3 separate regions of the Mus musculus genome follow, and all the other regions are linked to region 2. The links are chromatin loops, found by intact Hi-C in ENCODE. Cell type or tissue: left cerebral cortex. All regions are shown on one strand.

Region 1 (8,000 bases), 110 kb before region 2:
CTGTGGGAGACCTCTACTTGGCATCTGAGATCTCTGCTGCATTCAGTTAAGGTGTTGGTAGACATAGCCATGGCCTGTACTTTTTTATGGCACCCTGCTGGAAACAAGGTTTTTGGTTTTCTGTTTTTTTAAAAAAGTCGATGTGTTATTTCTTGCATACCTACCATTGTAGTTTCAGGTGTGATCTTTTTTTTTTTTTTAAGTTCACTTATCCTGTTCTTTCAATCTGGCTGTTTGCTAAGTGGTAATCCATCAATGAATAATTCTTCCCAGACAAGTGACATTTGAGAAGTGATTTTATTTTTTTGGGGGGGTGGGGGGGGAGGAAGGATATTTCAAGGCCAAGATATAACCACAGAGGTGACATTTGAGATAGAGCACCTGAGCTCTAGGTTCTGAAAGGCCTTGTGGATTAGAAGTTCAAGTTAACATTTGGGGCCACTCTTTTTCAAGCATGTTTGTCTGTCCTCTCTCTTGCTCTCTCTCCCCCTTTTTTCCTTTTCTTTCTCTCTCTCTTTTCTTTCTTTCTTTCTTTCTTTCTTTCTTTCTTTCTTTCTTTCTTTCTTTCTTTCTTTCTTCTTTCTTCTTTCCTCTCTCTCTCTCTCTCTCTCTCTCTCTCTCTCTCTCTCTCTCTCCTCCCTCCCTCCCTCCCTCCCTCCCTCCCTCCCTCCCTCCCTCCCTCCCTTCCTTCCTTCCTTCCTTCCTGGATTAACTTTTTCTTAATGGAACATCCAGAAAGCTCGCAAAGTGTTTCCATCTTGCTTTCTTCTTTCATAGGCACACAGCTACCATCCTGAGCGGCCCCACATATTCTAAATATGATAGTCTCTAGACATAACCATCATGAACCACATATAAAACCATGCTGGCCTAGTGAATTAGTTTAGGTATTCATTGTGACACTGGAGAACTAACCTAACTTTTGATTGGATGAAGAGTCTCAGAGGTGGGAACCTAGAGTGGGAGACAGCTGGAGACAAGGCTAGCTTTCAGCCTAATGAACGGAGAGACTAGTCGGAACTTTATTGCTTCTGGCCAAAGAACATTGCTAAAATTTCAGAACAAAGGCCAAGTTACAAGGTGTTCTCTTAAAAAAATTATGAGTTCAGACAAAATGAAACTAAGCTTCTTGAAATAATTTGTAATGTTTCCGAGGTAGTTTTATAAGAACGAACATCAGAATACACTGCTGTGATAAATGTTCAAATCTGAAAATACTTGGAGCATCTTCTACTAAGGTACCCATGGTGGTGGGGCGGGGAGGGGGGGGCACAAAACAACTGAACAAATAAATATAAAACAAAATTTAATCACTTGAGCATTCAATACCTGTACAGTGTACTAGGGTCTATCTATATTTGATAAGTTACATGAATATCATGTTGGGGAAGAGTAACTGAGAACATTCATGAATCTGGCCTCTTCCTTCCTTTTTCTGATACTTACATCAGAGCATATGAGAAGCAATTGAGTAAGTGTCCTTCAGTTGCAGAGAAACCAGAAGCCACATCTTGGAGCCAGAGTGTATTTATTAACCTTGGTAATTTGGGGGACATATATAGACTCTGGAACATGAACTATTTGCTTTAAGTTTGTATTAGTCTAGATGAAATGTATGACTTTATGTTCAGATAAAGCACCGTTTAAAAGGCCACACAATGCAGGAACCTGAATTTAAATTTATAAATACACAAACAGCTCAGCTATATGAAAGGTCTGTGACTTCAAGGATGTAACTCATGTTTTCTGTCTTAAAAATGTGGACTAGCACAGTTGAGAGCTGCAAACTTGGGAATGTGCGTCAAAAGGGTTGGCACCTAGAGCTAAATAAATATCAGCAAATATTTGTAATGCTGCATTGACCACTTCGGCAGGGGAGTGGCATATGGACTGAGAAAAGAAAATCTTGTTGGGATGGCACCTCATCCCTGTAATCCCAGCGCTCTGGAGACTAAGGCAGAACGGTTCTCCGGAGCTTAAGTCCGGCCTTGGGTACAGAGTGAGACCTTGTAAAGACAGAACAGGAAGGAAGCTAGAAAGGAAAAGAGAAGAGAAACAAGTGACTCAGAATTTAGTCTTCACCCCGCCCCCATATTTAGTTGTTGACATTTATTATTATTATTATTTATTATTATAGTATAATTTTAACTTCATGGGCTTCTGCTCTTCTCAACTTCTGATCAGCAGAAACTCAAAAATCACAGCCATCCCCACAGAGTTTAGCACACCGCTCTGTGGGAGCGGCCCGCATTGTCAGGCCTGTGAGCTGCGGCTCCCCGGAGGGTGCGGCGGACTTTGGTCCGGGAGCAGTGTGGCATCACGCCGCCGCCTCCCGTCCCCGCAACAGCCTCCGGTTCTGCGCTCTCACGCCGCCGGCCCAGCCGCCCGCCCAGCCGAGCGTGCGAGCCTGGCGCAGGAGGCGGGCTCTGCGCTTCCCGGCCTCGCCTCCGCAGCCCGCGGGAGGAGGCGGGAAGGCGGGCGGAGGCGGGGGAGGAGGCGGGACTACGGCGGGCCGTAGCTGGCGCCGAGCGCGGTGGGAGAGCAGCGGGTACCCGGCTGGCTCCGCTGGCGGCCTCTGCCCACACCTCGGCGCCGCAGCCCCGCGCCTCGCCCGCCCTTGGCTTCGGGGTCTGCGGCTGCCGGCCATAGAGGAACCGGCGGAACCCTGGACGACCGGTACGTTGGACGGGGAGCGCCACTCCTCCTGCAACCTTTTGTGCTGCAGAGGTGGTGGCGGGGATGGGTGGGGTACGCGCGTGAGTGTGGGTGCCCCAGTCAGCGAGCCACTGTGCCAGCCCCAGGCACGGCGCCGCCCCTTCCTCCTCGCCTCGTGTCCCGGCCGGGCGCGCGGTGTGTGCGCAGCGCAGGGAAGCCCCGGGCCGCGCCGGCCTCCGCGATGGCTGATGGCTCGGTGACACCGGGGCTGCGAGCGGCGCTGGTCCCTGAGCCTTGGTGCGAATGGCTGGCGTGGTGGTGGGGGGACTGGAGCCTGGGGTGGGGCCCGAGCGGGGTGCGAGAGCCCGCAGCTTCCTGGCACAGGGGTGGGGCCGGCGACGCGGGAGTGTGCGGCGCGGGTGAGTGTGCGGGGGCGTGCGCCCCGTGCGCGCGCGGCGAGCGAGCGAGCGAGCGGACGGACCGGCGGGCGGGCGGGCGTGCGCTCGCCGCCGACATGCGGTGCGGGGACTCTGCGACCCGGAGCGACGCTCCCGCGGTGCCAAGGTGCGGAAGTCTGAGCGCGTCGGCGCGCGCCAGCTAGGCGGCTCGCCCTACCCGCAGCGCCAGGCGGCAGGCCCGGCGGAGGCCCATTGAGAAGTAACGCTCGCCCGGCTTGCCGCGCCTCTGGCCCCAACGGTGTACAAGCCGCGGCTGCGGGCTACAGATAGCGGCGGGAGACAGCCCCTGGCGACCTTATCTCGGCCACCAGTGCGCGCTGCACCCCGCGGGCGAGGCCGAGGCCGGTGCGGCGGCTGGTGACGGACAGACGGACCGGCGGTGGCGGAGGAGCGCCTGTGGACTGGGGAATCGCGGCCGGGCGCTGGCCAGAAACTAAGGCGGCAGATGTCTCGGGCACCGCCACCCTCGCCCCACCTGTCGCTGGTGGACTTTGGGGCGGGTGGGAAGCCTAGGAAAGGGCGCCTGGCAGCGGCCGGCGCTCAGACCTTGAGAAGCGGCCCATTGTGAAGCTGCCAAAGTCGCTCTAGTGGTGGAATCTGCAAATCTCGGCCAGGAAGGAACCCAGTTCGCGAAGGGAAGGACAGCCGCGTGCTTTCCCCCTGGCAAGTGTCTGGCTCGCTAGAGACTCCCGGGCTCTCTGCCCACGCCGCTTTGCTTAGAGTGGGCTGAGGATTTCTTCAGAACCAGGGTTTTGTTTTTGTTTTGTGTTCTCTCTCTCTCTCTCTCTCTCTCTCTCTCTCTCTCTCTCTCTCTCTCTCTCTCTCTGTGTGTGTGTGTGTGTGTGTGTGTGTGTGTGTAAGTGGGGCTGGAAACACTGGGAGACACTGGCGCTGAACTTTTTCATCCTTCCAAGAGGAGTAATTATGGACACAGCAACACTGTACCCTATTAGAGGCTCCTAGCTGAAAGAGCAGAAGTCGCACAAGATCTCCGAGGTTTCTAAACTTTACTTTATGTTGTTTTTCCTCGAAATGCCACTATATAATTTCAGGTGCCGGGGTCTTTTACTGTAGTGCAACAAGCTAGACACTAAGGATTGGAAACGACTCTTTCACAAAATTTATTTTCCCAATTAGTTCCATATGTGGTTATTCTCCCAGAAGCTTTGGGCTACAGTGTATGCGTGGGTTATTTTAATGATTTGGGTGTTTTTATTATGAGACCTTGGATTAAAAACAAAACGGACAGGATGACATGTTAGCGTTCATGAGCACCGAGACTACTCAACTTTGGTAAGACTTGGTGCATAAAATGTGTTTTGATGTTTAGTTGTAGATAGAACTGTTAGCACCAAGTCTCCCAGGTGTGAGGGATCACTGACAGTACTAACAGCCGATTAGCTTCCATCTATGTATTACCATAGTTTCGAAGAGAAACTTAACACTTTGTCTTAAAAAGTAATGGGTGTGATGAGGACATTAGTTTCTAAACACCGTTTAAGTTTTTGTTTCCTGATTTGAGGCCTCAGTTATTTTCCCAGTGGATACTCAGTTTTTAGCTTTCCTTCCGGAAGGTGAATCACCACCAAAGATACCCGTGTCTTCGTGGTTAGGTTTCCAGAAGAGGCAGGTTTCTTATAAAGACTGCGAGTAGACTTTGTGGTTTCAGCTGTTGTCAGACATGTTTGGAGTGAAGCTGAATGTGATATAGTAACGTGGGCTTGATTTTAATTAGCAGAGATGGAAACCAAGTGAATGCTGGGCTCTTTAAGGGTCCTGCTATTAAGGGAACTGATACTAGAAAGAGGAACACACACACTTGTGTCTTTCTGAACCAATTATGGGTTGCCTTACCATGCTGGGAAGGTTGGCGGTTTGTTGGTAAGGTCAAAGGAGGTTTTTAAAAAGTCACACTACACGTGATAACTGCTTTTCCAAGCCCTTAGTGATTTGGTTTTTTTACAAGCCGCAGAAAGGTAAGAAGGTTGCAAGTGGTCACCATGGTGAGAGCGCATGGGTTCAGCAAAGCATTTTGTTTTCCATTCGGTGTTCTAATCTGTCTGGCCGCTGAACCGTTTTAGTTCTGTTCAGTGTTTTTCTACTTGAGGAATGCGTTAGTCCCTCATTTATTTATTTTAGAATAGCCTTTGAGAGCAGAAAATATTTTGATTACAAAACATTTTCACCAGTTGAAATGGAATTTCCCTTGCCTGTGGCCCCTGCCCCCTATATATGCTTATATAGCCACTTATATAGTGATAAAATTTGGTATTTTTCTATTTTTAAATTAGTGGATCTGGGGTGATGCCTGAAATACACAGATTTAGGTATTTAAGAGGAAAGAGTTTGTTTAGAACTGAAAATTTCCATGTGAGGCGTTCTTTGTTTTGTGGGAAAACAGAAAACTGGTGTCATATGGTGTTCCAGTTTGCTGTTCCACGTTGGAGGATTTCATCTGACATGGTGGTAGGCCTTTAAACCTGCCCCCCTGCTTTTCCACACTGAGAGAGAGTGTTGAATAGCTGGATACACCATGGAGCCAATGGCTTGGTGGATGTGCCTCCCAAAGTACAGAAGTAGGAAGATTTATTTTCTGTTCCAAACCTCACATCTCTTTGCTGTTTTATACATTGGGATAAGGTAACAACATGTTTGTCATCCAAAGATACTTGAGCATTCAAGAGGCTCCACAGATAATTATGCCAGGGAATACATGAATGAGATACTATTTTAGAAGGAGTTTATTAACTGTAATGCTATATATCACTTACCAGTTTATGCTTTAAACTTTTCTACTTGTAGAGTCTCCTTGCAGTCTCTGTTAGATGTCTTCCCTTCCTTACCTGTGGCTTGCCTGTCCAGACACAGTTAGCTGCCCTTGGCAGTGTTTAAGTTTCCTGTCCACATTATTTACAGAGTAATGCCATGGAGCTGTTTGTTTCAGCTCTCTGTTTTGGAAACATTGTATCTTAAAGCTTTAGTTCCATTCACCTTAGTATGTTTTCCTACGTAATTTTTTTTCTTTCTGTCCAAAGAATTGGACATCGGTCTTTCCCATTCACTGTCTTAAGTCTTCAAATGCTAGGATAAAACAATATTGTTAGGGAGTTCCAGATTTTAAAGTTAGATAGCTTTATTTGAAAGTTGTGTTTTGGGATGACTTTATTACAGCTTTTAATTTTTATTTTAGGAGATGGTAGGGAAAGCTTTCCTATAACTTTGCAGTAGATTGCTGTCCGGGCAGTGTTTTAGGAGGTGTACAGCTACACTGTTTCTTGGCTCTGCTGTCTCCTGTCTGCTGTCTTCCTTCTGTCTCCTTTTTCACTATGTGATGACCTGGGTCTTCCTGGTGCCTGTGGCTGGATGGTGCTCAGTTACACACAAGCAGCAATGTCAGGAGTGAGAAGGAGGACCAGGAGGATGCCCCTGCACTTGGCTGTGGGATCTGCTCTATTTTTGACTCCACAGTGTAAACCAGGGATAAATCAGTCACTACACTTTTGCTCATTATGAAACCATGGAGTGTTGACTCCTTCATCAACTCCGTGCTGTGTGGTAATTGCTGTAAGGCTCCTCTGCTTTTAAATTTAGACTGAGGATTTAACCAGGTCTGTGTCTTTCTATTGATGGAAAAAAAAAATAGTGCATCTAAAAGCATGGAAAGAAGATGCCACCAAATCCCTGGTACAAATTATGAGAAAGAAATGAAATTTAAGACTTTCAGGGTTGTTTTTATTCAGAAGTAAGGCATTCACATTTTTCTATTGTTTGTTTTTGGTTTGCAGTCTAAGTTTCTAAGAGTGTGGATTAAATTTGTCTCACTTTATGACTGAAAACCTGGCATCCAGTTGGAAAACAGCCAGTAGCCTGCAAATATTGTTGGAGATATTTCCTGCCATTCTGTTTGTCTTAAGGTTACTGTTGCTGTGATGAAACACCGTGACCAGAGCAAGGTGGGGAGGAAAGGGTTGATTTGGCTTACACTTCCACATCTTAGTCAATCATTGAAAGAGGTCAGGACAGGAACTCAAGCAGGGCTGGAACCTGGAGGCAGGAAATGATGCGGAGGCCATGGAGGGATGCTGCTTATGGCCTTCCTGTTCATGGATTGTTCAGCCTGCTTTTTAAGGTAGATTTCAGAACCATCAGACAGTAAATAAGAAAATGCCCTATGGGCTTTTCTATAGCACTTGTGTTATTTACACTTTAAAATATTTATCTGTTTGTCTGGGGTGTGTGGGTGTATGTGGTGTGTTTATGCATGTGTATGAGTGTGTTATGTGGTATTCATGTGTGTGTATATGTGTCTGTGGTGTGCCTGTGTATTATGGTGTGTGTGTGTATATGTGTGTGTGTGTTCTGGAGTTTGAACACAGGTCTTCTCCATACTTGTGCTTTGTTAACATTTTAAAAGTTTGCAATCACCTTGCAACTAGTAATAAAAACTGCCCCTCCAGTCATTTCACAAACAAGGCAATAAAACCTTTTATATGAAATAACCCCCTGAAACACTAGAGTAGGATTCCACTCATAGAAATTAGTGGATGCATGTTTTTGCTAGCGTTATTATCCTGCCAAAGGTTGCACTTCTATACAAGTTTGAGGCTAGGAGAGTGGGCCGTGGAGCCTGGCTGGCAGGTGTGCAGGTTCCTTCACTGTTCTCAAGTGGTGGTAGTTTAACTGAATACTTCAAAGTGAGGTTAATAATATTTTCTTCAAGGAGTAAAGATATCACTTAAATTATGTCCTTTGGCATGTAAAAGATGCTGAAAAATTGTTTCTTTTTCCTTCAATTCCCTACTACAAATGTGAATTTCCTAACAATGTTCTATAAAATTCTTGGGGGCGGGGGTAATTATATGAAGTGAATACTTGCATCCCTAGGGA
Region 2 (8,000 bases):
TTCAGGTGCTTCTCAGCCCTTTGGTATTCCTCAGTTGATAATTCTTTGTTTCGTTCTGTACCCCATTTTTTAATGGGGTTATTTGAATTTCTGGAGTCCAGCTTCTTGAGCTCTTAGTATATATTGGATATTAGTCCCCTATCAGATTTAGGATTGGTAAAAATCCTTTCCCAGTCTGTTGGTGGCCTTTTTGTCTTATTGATAGTGTCTCTTGCCTTACAGAAGCTTTGCAATTTTATGAGCTGACCTGAGACTTCTGACCTTGATAGAAGTTATGTTTTGCAATGAGGAATTTCTAATGCTCTGGGCACCTTGCCAAGAACTATGATGGATTGACATTAGTAGAAATAAGGAATAGAAGAGAGAAAACTGTCCCTAGCATTTTGTTCAGCATTGGCCCAACCAATGTTAGCTGAAGTTGCCATCTATGGCGCCTTTCAAGTGAGTACTGACTCCTTGTGACAGGACACACATTTCTATGATCTCCCTTGCAGCAGCTACACAGAAATTTTTGTTGTCTTGATTAAAGCTGCTGGTTTTAATTACTCTTTCTTCAGAGTCACTTTCCAACTCTCCTGGAAAACAAATATATTGATTTAAAGCCTTAGTAGTCCCAGGTATAGAACAGGTGTAACCTGTAGAACAGGACTAGGTCAGTTATAGCTCTCACAATGTCTGGAGCATATTGAATCCTGAACTACCATTCACTGTTGCAATTGGAGACATTGACTGCTCAATGTATTCAGCCGATAGAAACTGGATAACGGCATGTCCCTAGGGAGTTTTTAAGGGCTGAGGTCATTGGGACAACCATCACAGCTCTGGGAGAAGTTTATGTTCTGGTGGAGGAAGCTAAAAAGTAAGTGGTAATTAGAATGCCTCAAGAAACCGTGCCAAGAGTGGGAACACACAGACTGCCTGTCTCAGCCGCCACCCCCTCGCACTGCCTTCCAAAAGCAATGTCGAGATGCCATATAAGGGTATAAGAAAGTGGCAGTGTGTAGATCCCCACTTTCTCAGCTCTCTTTTGAACTGAGAAATAAGATGGGAGCTGAAAATGTTCAGGAACATATCCAGGTAACAGTTTTCTCTCTCATGCTTTCTGCACTAATAGAAAAGAAAAAAAGAAGAAAGGCTTTGATCTTCGCCAGAGGAAGGCTGAGCTGCGGTAGGGTGCCTATGAGCCACAAGGGAGGACCAAGAGCCCAGGAACCCCATTTCTTTGTCAATGGCCAGGTTGTAACTGAGAGCAGTCACACAGTGTGGGATAGGAGAAACTGACTATTATCTGTCTTGCTTGGTCTCCCACGGCTCTTTAGACTCTGCAGCATGAAGATTCTTAGTATAATGCACATAGCTGGACCTGTTCTCCTCAATCTGGCTTCTTAGTAGCAAACTGGCACTCTTACCTTGAACACATTTTAGGTTCTCATGAGATACACACTGTAGACACAGAGTATTCTGTCTCTCTTTTTCCCCTCTCTCTATTTCTCATGCTCTATCACACACATACACAGAGACAGAGACACACAGAGAAATCTCTGTGCTTCCCCTCACCCCAGTGTCTCAGTGTTCTGCTTTCATGGTATTTTACCTTTGCTTATACTTTTCCCTTGGGATGTCCTGCCGTTATCCCTCTCCCTTCCTCCGGGGATCAGTTCCTCTATGTCGCCTTCTCAATCCTTTCTGACTGGTTAAATGCTCTTACTCCAGGGACTGTGTATCCAGGCTAATTTTGCACTGACCATATTATAGTGCATGTGTATTTCTTCTGCAGGCTTCCCAAGCCCTCTTCTCTATATTTGTATCAACCTAAGCTGAGCACAGTGCCTGGACAGAATTGTTACTCTACAAGTATTTTGTTGTATACATGAATCAACAGATCCTTAATTGTCTCTTAAATGAGAAACACTAGACAGTATCTGTTTGGTTTCCAACTAGAGTCTGGAAGCAGTAGGTGCCTTCATTTAACTTTTGAACACAGGGATGTAGCAATTCATAGCCTGCCAGGCTGTATGCATCTTAAAGCCTCAGGAAATCTTGTCATCCTGCATTTTATTATGTGTCTATAATTCAAGCTGAATAGAGAGAAATGAATCCTGGCCAGTACTGAGCATCCTGCCAGGAATAGAACAGTGGGCTATTGCACTCAGTGAAACAAAAGGTTACCATGGTGTGGCCGGGCAGTGCTCTTGAACTGTGGAAAGCCATGTAGTCAGGGGAACACAGGATTACCATGGTGCAGCTAGGCAGTACTCCTGACTTCTGTTGGAACCGCATGCCTCCTTCTGTCACCCCAGAATCTGCTACCACCCTTAGCATTCTGGATGCATATGGGGTTTCGGTTGTGGCATACCCCTTCAGACTCGCCCCTGTGGACGGTTGCTGTCCCTTAGAGGCCCTCAGCTGAACAGTGAATGTGATTTCAGCTTCTCCTGGCTGCTCAAATACCATGTGACATGCAGTGTGTCAGCCAGGTGACAGAATGAGAGTGAGACCTTCTTGCAGCCTCTCTCCTCAGGACTCCTTCCTCTTTCTCTAAAGTCAAGCTAGTTTGACTTCACTTAGCACTTCACCAAGGAGAGTGTCTGAAGGGTGAACTGAATAAAATCCTGTTTTCTTGTAGGGATGTTGGTCTAAGGGTTTCCATCCATGAGATGGAATGAGTGGGACTTCAAGGCAGGGGAGAGAATGCAATGCACTCTCAAGTGCTAGGGAGGATGGATGGTTCTTCCTTTGCAGTCATCACAGACTGATATTTCCCCCTTCCTATAAATGATACTCTTTGATAACGTCTAATTTTGAAAACGCACAAAAGCAAAGCCTGTTTTGTGGTTCCAGACCTAAGGGAATGAAGAGGATCTCATGTGATCTGCAAAGTAAAGGTCATCTCTTGAATTTGGATGTTTCCCAGCTAAGTACACTCAGGGTGTCATTGCTGGCACTGCAAGCTGGAGCTGCCAGCCTCCACACTGTGATTTAATGCAGGGAGTAGCTGAGAATATTTTTGTCAGAGGAATGGTTTCTCTGCTTAGCCTCAATATTTCATAAAAAGCTCATTGCAGCAAATTTTTTTCATTTGGCAGCATCTGCTGTGCTATCATCTTGGTATCTTCATAACAAGAAACACTGTCACTTCAAGGTCAAATGAAGGTCAACCCACAATGAGCAGTTCCTTCTCAGATACCATTAACTCTATTCTTAAAAAAAAATAAATGAAATTTTTTTTCTATAGGGATGCAGGCAAAAGAGAACAATCAGCAGTGTTTTTAGGAGGAAAAAAAAAAAAAAAAAAACCGGTTCAGGCCTCCTAAAATTGGAGAGAAAATAAAAAGTCCAATTTTAGGTTCAGAGTAGGATGACAGGAAAATGTTATAACTGAGACCAGTACTGCCATTTTGGTCAAAGTATTTGCATGACAAGTCTGTTTCTTAGGAGAATGAGCTATGCAACTGTGTGGATCTCTCTGTCTCTGTCTCTGTCTCTCTCTCCCTCTCTCTCTCATATAAGGGTTTCTTCTGCTGCAATAGACACCATGATCAAAAGCAATCTGAGGATAGGGTTTGCTCTAACTTGCTATTCTCAGGTGACACTTCTATCAGAGAGGGAAGTCTGGCGGGAGACTCAAGGCAGGAGCTAAAGCAGAGACAATGGAGGATTACTGTTTACTTGCTTGCTCCCCATGGCTTCTTTAGCCTGCTTTCTTGTACAGCCCAGGAATAACTGCCCAGGTGTGGTCCTATGCATAGTAAACTGGGTTCTCCCACATTAATCATTCATCAAGACAATGATCTATAAGCTTACTTAAAGGTTAATTTTGGGGGGTATTAAGATGGAAATCATCAATTTGTATAAGATTAGGAAAAGAGCCCACTGTGTTCAGGGTCTGAGTTAATAGGAACTAGTCCTTTTTCCATGTCCGATGGACAGCACTGGGTGTTACAGCAATCAAAGGTTTTACCCTAGGGTTCGTTCAACATGTCTTATACCTGAATAGACCAATGTCAGGACATCATATGGACTGCCTTTCCCAATAGCCAACTATGAAATAGTTTAGAAAGACCTAATTCTAAGCACTCTTGCAAAGTAAAGTACTCTGTTTAAAGTTATGAGTGTTTGATTCTGGAATTCTTATAACACTGAACACAAACAAAGGTCATGGGGCCATTCAATCACTGTTTCTATGAAAGAACACCATAAAAGAACAGCTAAAGATTATGTTATTGGAAGGACAGAAAGTGAATTATGAAGGGAGACATGTTTCATGGGACATTGCCTTTGCCTGGAGAGGTTTGGGCATGCTCACTGACAGTAATTAGGAACAGTGATGAATGGTAAGTTTAACTCTCGGGAATTCTGCCTGTATATGCTGTTGATGGTACACTAGAGTTTGCAATATAGACTTTTGTTTGCTCCCCATATAGCCCAGGCAGTTTTGCCAAGGTCCTTATTTGTAATGGCTTCATTTTGACACCCCAATGAGAGGACATGCTCAGAAACATCCTCTGTTGGTTTTCTTACATAGGATCAACTTCACTCTAAGAAATGGACTTACCTCTGGCCTCACAGTTTATAGAATTCACATAAGCGTATGGTCCTTTCATGAGTGGATCTACCTGTTGACAAGTTGGAGGTGAAGTTAGCAATCACCATGAAAGTGATAGGCCACATACATGTAGATCTACTGACCACAATACCTTCTTTGATCTTGGGATATAAAGAAAGTAAAGGCTTGAAAAGTTAAAACAGAATTCTAGATAACTCCCTGTGAAATTTATTTAAATATATTGTTCATATTTTGTATGGGCAGACTTTAATAGGGTTGGATTTTGGAGAAATTGAAGTTTTCTTATTGGTAATACCTCATCATCTTGGTACTACCTTTCTTAGCACCCTTGCCTTGTGGTTTATGTTCTGTGATTTCGACCAATCATGATCTCTCAGTTTAACATGAGTTAGTTGGGTTGAATGGGCTATGAGGGAAGGAAAGGGAAGATGAGACATGTACGCGATCTTTGGTTCAAGTCTTAAAGAAAAGTTTACTGTGCAGTGATGTACACAACCTTGATCTCAGCACTCAGGGTAGAGGCAAGTGGATCTCTGCGTTCCAAAAACCTGTTGTTGTTGAAAAGTTGAGGGTCATTTGGTACTTTAAAGGTTAGCAAGCTGGAAGTCATGAGTAAAATTTGCTTCACTCCCTGCTTTAAATAAAGTTTTATTAGAATACAGTGAGGGTAATTCATTTACATCTCGAGTGCCCATACTTTTGTAGTAAGACAGAAGAGCTAGTATTAGGAGAATACTTAGAGTTACTCTAAGACCTGAAAACTATATTTGCTGCTTGTTCCTGAAGGAAATGTATTGACCCTAATGCAGCTTTCTGTAGTTGCTGGTTCTTAGGACCTTGCTTTGATCGTTGGTGATGTGTACAGTTCATAGTTACTTTAGACACGAGATGTTTGTTTTCTTTCTTCTTTCTTCTTTTTTCCCTTTTCATGATTGTGATCTGCCTCCTAAGTGCTGGGATTAAAGGCGTGCGCCACCACTGTCCAGTTAGGCTAATTAATATTAAGAAGAAATATAATTTCTATTTTGATAATGCTTGGATCAATTTTTCCTGATGAAAACCTGTAAACACAGTAAATATGTTATAACACACAGCTCTTAAAACATTAAAGATTCTTAAATATTTTGGGAATATGAGATCAAATTTAAGGAAAAAGGTGAAAATTCAAAGTATGCTAAGCTCTGAATGAACATGTCCCAGAAGGTATTTTTTAATGTTAGAAAATTAAAGTCATGATTTTATGACCACCCTGGGTAAAGGATCTTAAGGCCCAGAGTCAACTCAAATAGAAAATCTAGTAAGAAACTGATCACATTTCTATTTATAATTGCAAAATGTTGACTGTCAAGAAAATAGGGAGTCAGAACTTGAACCTGAATGAGGGAGAGAAAAGAAAGACAGGAGTAAGATTATTCTTGGGAAACTTGCAGCCACGAGATCAGCTTGCTGCAGATTTGTGGAAGAAGCTCTCATATTTTTGGAAAGCCTATAAAGATTCTTCTACCCTTGATTTAAGGAGGTTCTAGGCCAACCATGCCCATGGATCTCATTCAGAGAAATAAACTCCACAAGTGTATGAAGATTTCATGTATTGAAATCACTGGATACTAATTATAAATATCCATGAAAACTCTATTTAAAGAACACATGAGGCTTTAAAACTTAGTCTAACAAGATTTCAAACGGAACCAAGTAAAATGGCTATACATGAAAATTAAACTCAGTGTCTGAACTAAACAACAGTTTAGCCACAAATATAGAAGAAGAGGATCTGTAGAAGTACAGATGGGAAAGTGGGGCTGGTGGATATACTGTAAATTCTGTCAGTTCAGAGGTGGAGGCTATAAGGTCACAGATTCAAGGGAGCCTGATTTATGAGCCTGACTTGAAGCAACAACAGGAAATGTGAAGATGAAAAGTAAAAATCAAGAATAACTTCCCAAGACAGAAAATGTTGAAAAGCACAAAGGAGAGCCCAAAAGTCCTGGATGGAGCCATGAATGAAGGGGAGAGGACCGAGAATGTAGGCAGAGACAATATTCGAAGATATGGCTGAAACACACTATATTTTTCCTGTAAATATTTGACTTCAATAGTACATTTGAAAGATTATTTGAGCTGGGCAGAGTGGTGCATGCCTTTAATTCCAGCACTCGAGAGGTTGAATCAGGCAGATCTCTGTGAGTTCTAGGCCAGTTTGGTCTATAAAGGGAGTTTTAGGCCAGCCAGAGCTACACAGTGAGATTTCGTTTCAAAAAGTATTCTTTTTTTATTCTTTTATGTGTAGGTATCCAGTTTCACCAGTACTATTTGTTGATGATGCTATCTTTTCCCCAATATAGTTTTTTTGCCTTTTTGCCCAATATCAGACAGCTGTAGTTACATATACATCATACATACGTTTGGGGCTTCTATTTTATTCCATTCATCTAGATGGTTTTTGTTTGTTTGTTCAATTGTTTTTGTGTGTGTGTTTGTTTGTTTGTTTTGACAGCACCATATTGTTTTTGTTACTACAACTCTACAATAGATGTTGAACTCTGGAACTATAATCCCTCTGATGTTATTGCTTTTGATTAAGATTGTTTTGGATATACAGGACATTTTTTTCTGATTTCATATATAGTTCTGGACTTTTTTCCTATTTCTTCGAAGAGAGTTGTGGGGATTTTGATTGGTATTGAATCTGTAAATTGGTTTTGGTAGGATGGTCATTTTTCACAAATTATTCTACCAATCCATAAACATAGGAGTTTTTGTTTTTTTTCATTTTCTACTGTCTTTCTCAATCTCTTTCTTCAGAGATTTGAAGTTTTCATTGTAGAAGTCTTTCACCTCCTGTTTAAGTTTATTTCAATTTTCTGTCTTTGATGCTGTTGTAAATAGGGCTCTCTCTCTCTCTCTCTCTCTCTCTCTCTATATATATATATATATATATATATATATATATATATGTGTGTGTGTGTGTGTGTGTGTGTGTGTGTGTATGTTTGTTTTTTGTGATAGAAAGGCTACCAAATTCTTATAAGTTGATGTTGTACTCTGCCACTTTGATGAAATTGTTACTTTTTTCCAGAAGTTTTTGGTGGAATTTTTGGGATTGCTTATGTATAATACCATATGCATCCAATGGGCTAATAATATGCAAGTGGGGATAATTTGATCTTTTCTTTTCCTATTGGTATTCCTTTAATTTCTCTTTCTTGATTTATTGCTCCAGTAAGTATTTCCAGCAATATATTGGAAAGGTATGGGGATAGTGGAAATCTTGTTTTAGTCTAGATTTTAATGGGATTGCTCTAAGTTTTTCTCAATTTTGGATATGTTGGCTTTCAATTTGTCATTTATAGATTTATCATGCTGAGGTCTGTTCCTCCAGTCCTACCCTATCTAATCCATTTACCATGATGGTATGATGAATTTTGTCAGAGAT
Region 3 (8,000 bases), 72 kb before region 2:
CTACCTACCTACCTACCTACCTACCTACCTACCTACCTACCTACCATCTACCTACCTACCATTGAAAACCACATCTAGCTTCCCAATTGTTGTGTTTACTTAATTTTTCCCTCAGTTCTTATGGCTGTCACAGTCATTGTCTTACATCTGTTCTCTTTTTCTAACAGAGTGTAAACTTCATAAAGGACAGGGATTTGTGTCTGCTTTGTTGTATCACCATTACCAAGAATAATGCTGGATATATAATAAGTATTTGTTGACTAAATAAATATGGGAATTTTAAGAGGTAAGAGTTCACTGATTCATCCAACAGACAATTGTCAAGGGGATGTGTCACCTGTACCTTATTATGTGATCAACGGTTTTGGATTTTTAGCATGCTTATGGAGTTGACACTCTTAATTATTTATTGCCAAGTACCCTCATAATCTCTGAGCCTGTGACTCTTAAGTATTTGATGGCTGTACTTCTGGACAACTGACTTCATTCAGTAGAACATTACAGACTTAGGGAAACCAGCACATGAAGGGCGGTGCGGTGGCTCAACAGAAAGGCACTTACTGCAAAACCTGATGGCTGCGCTTCATCTCCAAAATCCATATGCCGGAAGGGGAGGACCAACTCTCTTCTGTTGTCCTCTGACCTCCGCATGCATGCTGCCACTTGTGCGTGCCTCCTAAATAAACAAATATTTAAAAGATCTTGTTTTACATTACATGCGTTTTTTTATAGGTATTGTATCACCTTTAAAGAAGGAAGAAGAGCTCCGAAATAGGATGTTTCAAATGATGCAAATCACTGTGTGCTTTGTCAAGTTCAGGCCGTGCAAGTTGGTTGTGCCTTGTTAGCTGTGTTCCTTAGACTAATACATACCTCAGCAGCTAAATCTAGAGAGCTGGGCTGTTAGGAGGGATGGAATGAGATGCCCAGGTGAAGCACATAGTGTGGTGCCCAGTGCTGGGCAGTGGGCACTGACTCCCAGAGGGTCTGCTCAGCACACAACCGTTTCTGCCCTTCACTTGGTTTTGGAGGTTTTTCATTTGTCTTTGGAAATGGTATCTGTGATAGTTACATGGGAACTTAACATGGGAAACGAATGGAAAATCAGGGAAAATATCCATCTTGGAAAAGTGGAGGAAGAAGTCTAAATGCCAAAGGTTAGAAAATACTACCGGGAAAGTGCTTACTAGATATGGTAGTGCCTCTGCTCTCATGAACTCCGTGGCTGTGTTTGCCCCACAGGACCTAGACAAGGCCAAAGTAGGAGTTCCTACCTCCCCACTCCCCAGCTGAGGAGGTCTTGCCAGTTGATGTCTGCTGGGTAAGTTGGACATTCTCCAGCAGGTAGTTCTACACTCGTGTTCAGGAATTCTTTCTCGATGCTCCGTAGTGGTTAATTAATTGCTTTTTAAAAAATCAAGTACCGTGTCATTCCTGTTCTGAAAAATGTTTGTTTGCGTTGGTAGGTGAGGAAACACTAAATTCTCTGGGGCCAGTGTTGCTCTCACCCAGAGGGGCATCAGGGAGTGTGAGTATTCTGTGTTCTTAAAAGCAAACCCACAGGGTAGAGGGTTGTGAATTCAAGACTTGGGAGGTATACTAGGGACTGGAGTTGGAACAATGTAACATACTGGGAGAGGGACTGCTGGGCAGGGGAGACACCAGGCCCTGATCCATCAGTGTTATTGGGAAGCCTGACAGGAGTTCTCTGACTTCCTACACAGAGGGAAGAATCGATGTGGGGTATACAGAGATGCCCCAGAATCCTACTGAACAGTGTCTGCCTGTGAGTTTTGGGGTGAATTTGCTAAATCTCTCTTAATGTCTTAATTTTGTAGTCTCCCAGTGGTCATAAAAGAACATTTCTCACAGTGTTGTGGGTGCTTACCAGTCACTTTGTGCTAAGTGCATAAAAAAGGCAAGATACATTGTTGCTATTATGACCAGGAGTAGCCATACCTACTTAAAAAGCTTTAGGGATTAAATAAAATGTACCCAGCACCCAACACTTGCTTAATACTGCTTCCTACCCCTTCTCTCTTTGCTTTCCAGGGGATTTCTGTAAATCTCACAGTTCCCTGGGGAGTAATTTCTACCTTCTGCTTCCTTCCCCCTCGCCTGCAGTGTCTTATCTCACTTTAACTCTGTGACAATACTTGAATCGTGTATCTGCCCACATCTTGTGCTTCGTGCTCCTAAAGTACAAGATCCAGGAGGATGGCAAGACAGGCCACTTAGTGAAGTCCTTTCGAGGGTTTCCACTGAAAATAGCTGCCTACACTCCACTTCTTTGCAAAGATTGTTACTTCCTAGAGCTGGAAATGACAGGCTCCCAATGCTGTACACAGAGCCCGGGTCAGAGGTAGAAAGCAGTGTCAGAGTGCCGGAGAAGCTAGGTCATGTGCCTTCAACCATACAGGGTTGTTTGAGGCATGTGCTATTTGAAAGCTTTCAAATTGATTGTTGGTATCAGGTAATATTTCACACACACACACACACACACACACACACACACACACACAAAACACACACACAAAACACACTTTAAGAAATGTTGGTATCAGGTAATATTTCACACACACACACACACACACACACACACACACACACACACACACAAAACACACTTTAAGAAATGTTGGTATCAGGTAATATTTCACACACACACACACACACAAAACACACTTTAAGAAATGTTGGTATCAGGTAATATTTCACACACACACATGCACGCGCGCGCGCACACACACACACACACACAAAACACACTTTAAGAAATGTTTCAACATTCCTGAGAGGTTTGATATGAGGTCTAAAACCAGAAGGGCACATAGCAGGGACTGAGAAAGTCTCAGCTCCCTTCTTTTGATAAAACACCATCTTAGTTTCAGGATGCTGCATTTGAATGTAAGTCTGTGTCATCATTGTGTGTTTCCCTTGTTCAGAGCACCGTGGGAGTGATGGGGGTTGAAGACTTAGCCATCTTTTCTGAGTTCTGGAATACTTGCCCTCTGGGGCCCAGGGCTAAAAAGGATCATTTACAAAAAGCTAAAGTGTATTGATTGTCACCAGGTACAATTAAGAGCCATTTCAAACAGGCTGCTATTTATGGCCTTGAGGGGTGACTCAGCAATTAAATACATTTATACACGCCATTACCAGTCAACAATTCACCAAGAGGAAAAGTACTGTATTTCCAGACAGGTTTTAGTTAAAGCTCACATATATACCAGAGCAATCCAGAATGCTGGCAAACTCAGATGTTCTATTTTATTTTTAGACACATTTCAGTACTCGTGGGAAAAACAACCATATTTTATAGCCTTTTTTTTTTCCTGGAAAAATCAAAGTATTTTCCCACAGAATGTGGGTGAACTTTGAAAGAAATCTCAATATCTTTTTGAAGAATGAATACTTTTATTAGAAAGAATGGCAAAAGAAATGCTCAGCTCCTTTGTGAATGTCATTTCTGGTAGCCAGAAGGCACAGAAGAAGATAAAATACATTATGGGAAGAAGTTAAGGAAAACAATCTCCATTTTCCAAACAAAACCCGCCAAGAGGATACCATACCCCCATGCCCATTTCCCTGGTTTTTATTTTTATTTTAAGATCATTGTATAATTTTGAGAATTTCCAAATCTTGTCTGTTCAACCACTCCTCAAATGCAGGGCCTCTTCTGTACTTATTTTTAATTTATTTTTGTGAGTGTGTATACTTACTGAGTTGGATAATATTGCTCTGATTTGGATGGGTCTAGGACTGCCCATTTAAGATTGGGGTTTCATCCTTGAAGAAGAGGAAGAAGGGGAGGAAGAGGAGGAAGAAAGAAAGTCAGAAAGGAAGGTAGAAAGAAGAAAGAGACAGAGAGGCAGACACACACACACACACACACACACACACACACACAGAGACAGGGGGCGGGAGAGAGCAACAACAACAAAATCAAAACCCCTGTCTTTCCCTCTCTCAGGAGACTGCCTCTTTCCTTCTCTTCTTCTCAAGCTAGTTTCTCCCTCTGTTTCTGTTATAGAATGAATGCTTTCCCCATCCTTGAGACAATGACTTGACCTTACCAAAGAGTAGTTAGATATGGCTAGGGTTTTTTTTTTTCCTTTTTTTTTTCATTGTGGTGTATACATGTGGGGGGAAGTGTGTGAAGCAGTTCTTAGAACAGTAAGGGTGTAGCCCAACACATTTGCATACCACAGATGTCATATTTCAGTGTCAAAGGGTTGTAGACCACCACTAAAGGAAATGTTCTCATGGCAAAGATCTTTAAAAACTTGTCTTAAAAATTCTATTTCTGTATTTCACCATTTCCCCCACCACCATCCCCATGATAGAAGTGGCCCTAAGACTTGTGTAATGAGGCTGTTGCCAGGGAAACTTGTTTTTTAGAGAGTAGCAATCTCCCCAAGCAGATGCATTTCCTTTCTGACTAATGAGAGTGTAAATGGTACCTCTATTGCTTTCTGCCTCCGTATTTTGAAAACAACTTGAACTATTTGCTTAGGACAGCAGACATCTGCTTTGTAAAACTGAAGCAGACAGACTCCTAGTATGCCTTATTTAGATGCAACTTGGGTTGCATCCTTCAAAGGCACATTTACTAGTTTGCACGTTTTTTTGCTTTTGTTAGAAGGCATTTTATACCTGTTGATGGCAGACATAATTGTTTAGATGAAATAATATTAAGAAAAGCTCCTCTCTGAGGACTTAACTTTGTCAATACTCTGGATTTCATTCCCACAGGCCTTACCATAGAGAGGGGAACTTGAGTGTTTAGGACTGGGAAGCCGACTGGAAGGGGCATAATAGCAATCTGGATATTGTTATGCAAAGCTGGGGGAGCAAGGCTATTTCAGAGGCAATAATGTTTTCTTCCAGTTCAGCGATCCACTAATTTCTATTCACTTTAAACCACTGCTCTTGTATTTTTAAGAGGAGGAAAAAAAGTTAGTTTGTGCCATGAGTGCTGTTCTAATCTTTGGCTTTGAACAGAAATCTCCTTGATAACAAGGAGATATAGTCGCTCTCTTGCTCTTCGGGACAGCTGGCAATGGGTGCAAACATATGCAAATAAGGAACATAGCTATTTCCATAAAAGGTGGAGCCACATGCCCTCTAATTATGTCTTTGGTTATCAAAGGAGGAAAAAGATAGATTTAAGGAATTTGGAAAGGGCTGGCTCAGGAAAAAAAAAGAGAGAGAGAGAGAGAGAGAGATTGGCATTGTGATAAGGGCGCAGGATTATCTGAGCAGAGTAGAATGGACTCTTTAAAATGAGTTTGTTAAAAGTTTCTGTCTCCCTGACGGAGCCCTTTGAAGTTTCAACTCACCAGAATTTCCAGTGGTATCTCTGGGATGAAGGACTGTCAGTTTGCTAATTTCTGTGAATTTACAAGACCTCTCAGTGTGATTATGAACTGTAGCATTGCATGCTTTTTTTTCCAATTTAAAAGGCATTTATTCATATTTTGTTAGTTTTTTTGCTTCTCTACAAGTCTCTCTAAGTGACTGAGGCTAAATCTAACGGTTAAACTGCAGGTTTGATTAACTCTCACCAGTTTTTCCAACAGTGATCTCTCTTTGTGCCAGAGAATTTGTCTCCCTGGTTCCCAATTTCTTATTTATTTATTGTTTTGTGGAAAAATTTTTTTTTCCTTTTCTCTCTCAGGATTTTGAGAGTTTTGAGGGAAGCTCACCAGATATCAAGAAGAGCATCCCAAATCCGAGTGTGTCTGATTTGGTGTCTTCATGATTAGACTGGATGGATGAATGTTTGGGGATTGCAATGTCCACATTACTGAATATCATGGTATCAACTGTCCCCACTTGGGTAAAGTGTATCTGTCCAGTTTCTAATGTTGCCTTTTCCTTTTCTCTGCCATTCCTTGGGAAAGTCCTTTATGTTTACTCAACACTTGGGTTGGGGTGGTAATTAAACTTCACTTCATTGAAGGGCAGGGCTATCTAAATACACTACCCAGAATTCCTCCTTGAGGAAGACTTAAAGTCTCCTATACAGCTTATTAGTTTATGCAATGATTTATTTATGCAGTATGGATCCATGAACTTACTCTATACTATGGGTTGTAATTTCATGCAGATTTTCCTTGTTCCAAATGCTTTGCTTTTGGCAGCTGAAAGCTCTTGCAGGTTGGATCTTGTTCCCCTAGCTCTTTCATTGTTTAAATGTCTAATTGTTGTTTTAAAGCCATAGCTTTATTTATGTTAAAAAGTTAGGAAGAGCCATTGTGATAATATGAAAATATCCCATGCTTCATGAATTGTAGCAATTATAACATTATTATTTAAAAAAAAATTAGCCGGGTGTGGTGGCACACGCCTTTAATTCCAGCACTCGGGAGGCAAAGGCAGGTGGATTTATGAGTTCGAGGCCAGCCTGGTCTACAAAGTGAGTTCCAGGACAGCCAGGGCTATACAGAGAAACCCTGTCTTGAAAACCAAAACCAAAACCAAAATTTTTTTTAACTAATTGTGTTTAGGCTTGAAAAATCCTTAAAAGTATAAGATGCTTATAGGTATAGTGTATATAATATACCGCAAAGAAACTGAAACTCCCATATAACCATATATTAAAATACTGAATCATATACTACCTTAGAGTGTAAATACACTGGAGTGTAAATTCTCTTCTACAGGCATTTTGGTTAGATAGGTAAAGACATAGTCTCTCTCTCTCTCTCTCTCTCTCTCTCTCTCTCTCTCTCTCTCTCCTGTAATGACATAATACTGAGATGATGTGGCACAATGGCTCATAACCTGTGATCCCAACACTTAGGCTGAGGCACAAGGAAAAGATTGTAGGCTAGCCTGGGCTACATACTGTGACAGTGTTCCAGAATGAGTTGAAATTAGACAAACAAACAAACAAACAAACAAACATCAACAACGAAATATTTACCAGTAGATTTTCTGTTTCACAGTAACTGAGGCAGTAAAGCCCAAAGAGAAGGAACTAGCAGATTCTATTCCTGGTGATGTCCCTTCTTCTGGATTACAAAGGCTTGCCTCTTGCTGAGCCCTCCCTTGGTAGTGTTGAGTAGCAGTTTCTCCACTTGAAACATTCCACTCTGCAGGGAAGCTTTCCTTTCCAAACCTAAGCCAAGATTACGAGCCTCTGGAAGCAAGCAAGAGTAGCCTTAGGAAAGGAATGAAAGGAGGTTCACAGGGGTCTACCCTGCCTCCTCAAGGTTAGATAAGCCCTGAGGAGAGGAGACCCTCCAGACCTGTTGAGCCGATGTCAGATTATACAGGGAGCCCTGGGATTAATCTCTCTTTCCTGTCTCACCAAGGCTGGGTGGGCTGTTGGTAATGTAGCTGCCTTAGGGTCCCCCATACTACTGGAACATCACTCTTACGTGAAATGGAACTTTCTTGTTTCTTTGGAAGCTCAGTAGTGTCATATGTTTTGCCTGGGGTCAACAGGTGAAAGAATGTTCTGCCGAAGCAGACACGCGAGAGGATGCTTGGTGTTTAGGAAGAATATAAATATGACCCCATAGACAGTGGGAGGAGGCTCTGGCATTGATTTGCCTTGCACCGCCTTGCTAGTCTGTATTGCTTCACCTGGCACCATGTTGCTGATCTTCACTTGTCGTGACTTTGTGACTTCATAGAGAGTAACTTGCCAGACAATTTCTCGTGATATTCCAGTGGCTTGCCATCGCTGATTCATGAGGGGTGACTGCTGAGTGGACCAGACTGCAGCTGCTGACTTGTGTCGGTATTTTGCTAAAGGACTGGACTGCTGACAACAAAGATTGGAATTGACCCAAAGAACTATTTCTAAAGAGGTCCACAACCCTCGTTTCCTATTAACCTTTCTTTTCTTCTACATCTGGTGGGTGATGGGCTAGAAGGGAGGTTGAAGCATCTAAGCCAACATTTACCCCTGTAAGCAATCCAGTAAACTCATTGGATGGAATTCTTTTTTTGTTCTGTTGTCAATGTCCTATTTGTTCTCATGGCTA

What was found. A loop is a pair of places that touch in the nucleus more often than their neighbours do. Peaks named below come from ENCODE experiments on the same cell type or tissue, not always from the same donor. Only the 100,000 strongest peaks of a DNase experiment are listed, where the experiment ranks them.
Region 1: it touches region 2 in a loop (11-fold over the local background); 5 of 42 quality-filtered maps call a loop at or near these places.
Region 3: it touches region 2 in a loop (8-fold over the local background); 3 of 42 quality-filtered maps call a loop at or near these places.

Annotation. Positions count from the first base shown.
Region 1 is chr1:97,656,507-97,664,506 of GRCm38, reverse strand. It overlaps Macir (macrophage immunometabolism regulator), which reads left to right and starts at 2,489. Exons shown (of 3, transcript NM_133825.3): 1 at 2,489-2,676. In left cerebral cortex, a CTCF peak has its summit at 3,688; DNase peaks (open chromatin) are centred at 3,258, 3,694, 4,875, 6,542 and 3 more places; H3K4me3 peaks cover 5,695 bases; H3K27ac peaks cover 5,361 bases.
Region 2 is chr1:97,548,068-97,556,067 of GRCm38, reverse strand. No RefSeq gene overlaps it. Among named protein-coding and RNA genes, the nearest start is that of Macir, 110 kb to the left of the region's middle. In left cerebral cortex, no CTCF peak of the experiment used is centred here; DNase peaks (open chromatin) are centred at 2,028, 2,381, 3,008, 3,394 and 1 more place; H3K27ac peaks cover 3,435 bases.
Region 3 is chr1:97,619,821-97,627,820 of GRCm38, reverse strand. No RefSeq gene overlaps it. Among named protein-coding and RNA genes, the nearest start is that of Macir, 38 kb to the left of the region's middle. In left cerebral cortex, no CTCF peak of the experiment used is centred here; DNase peaks (open chromatin) are centred at 2,157, 3,013 and 3,187; H3K27ac peaks cover 4,191 bases.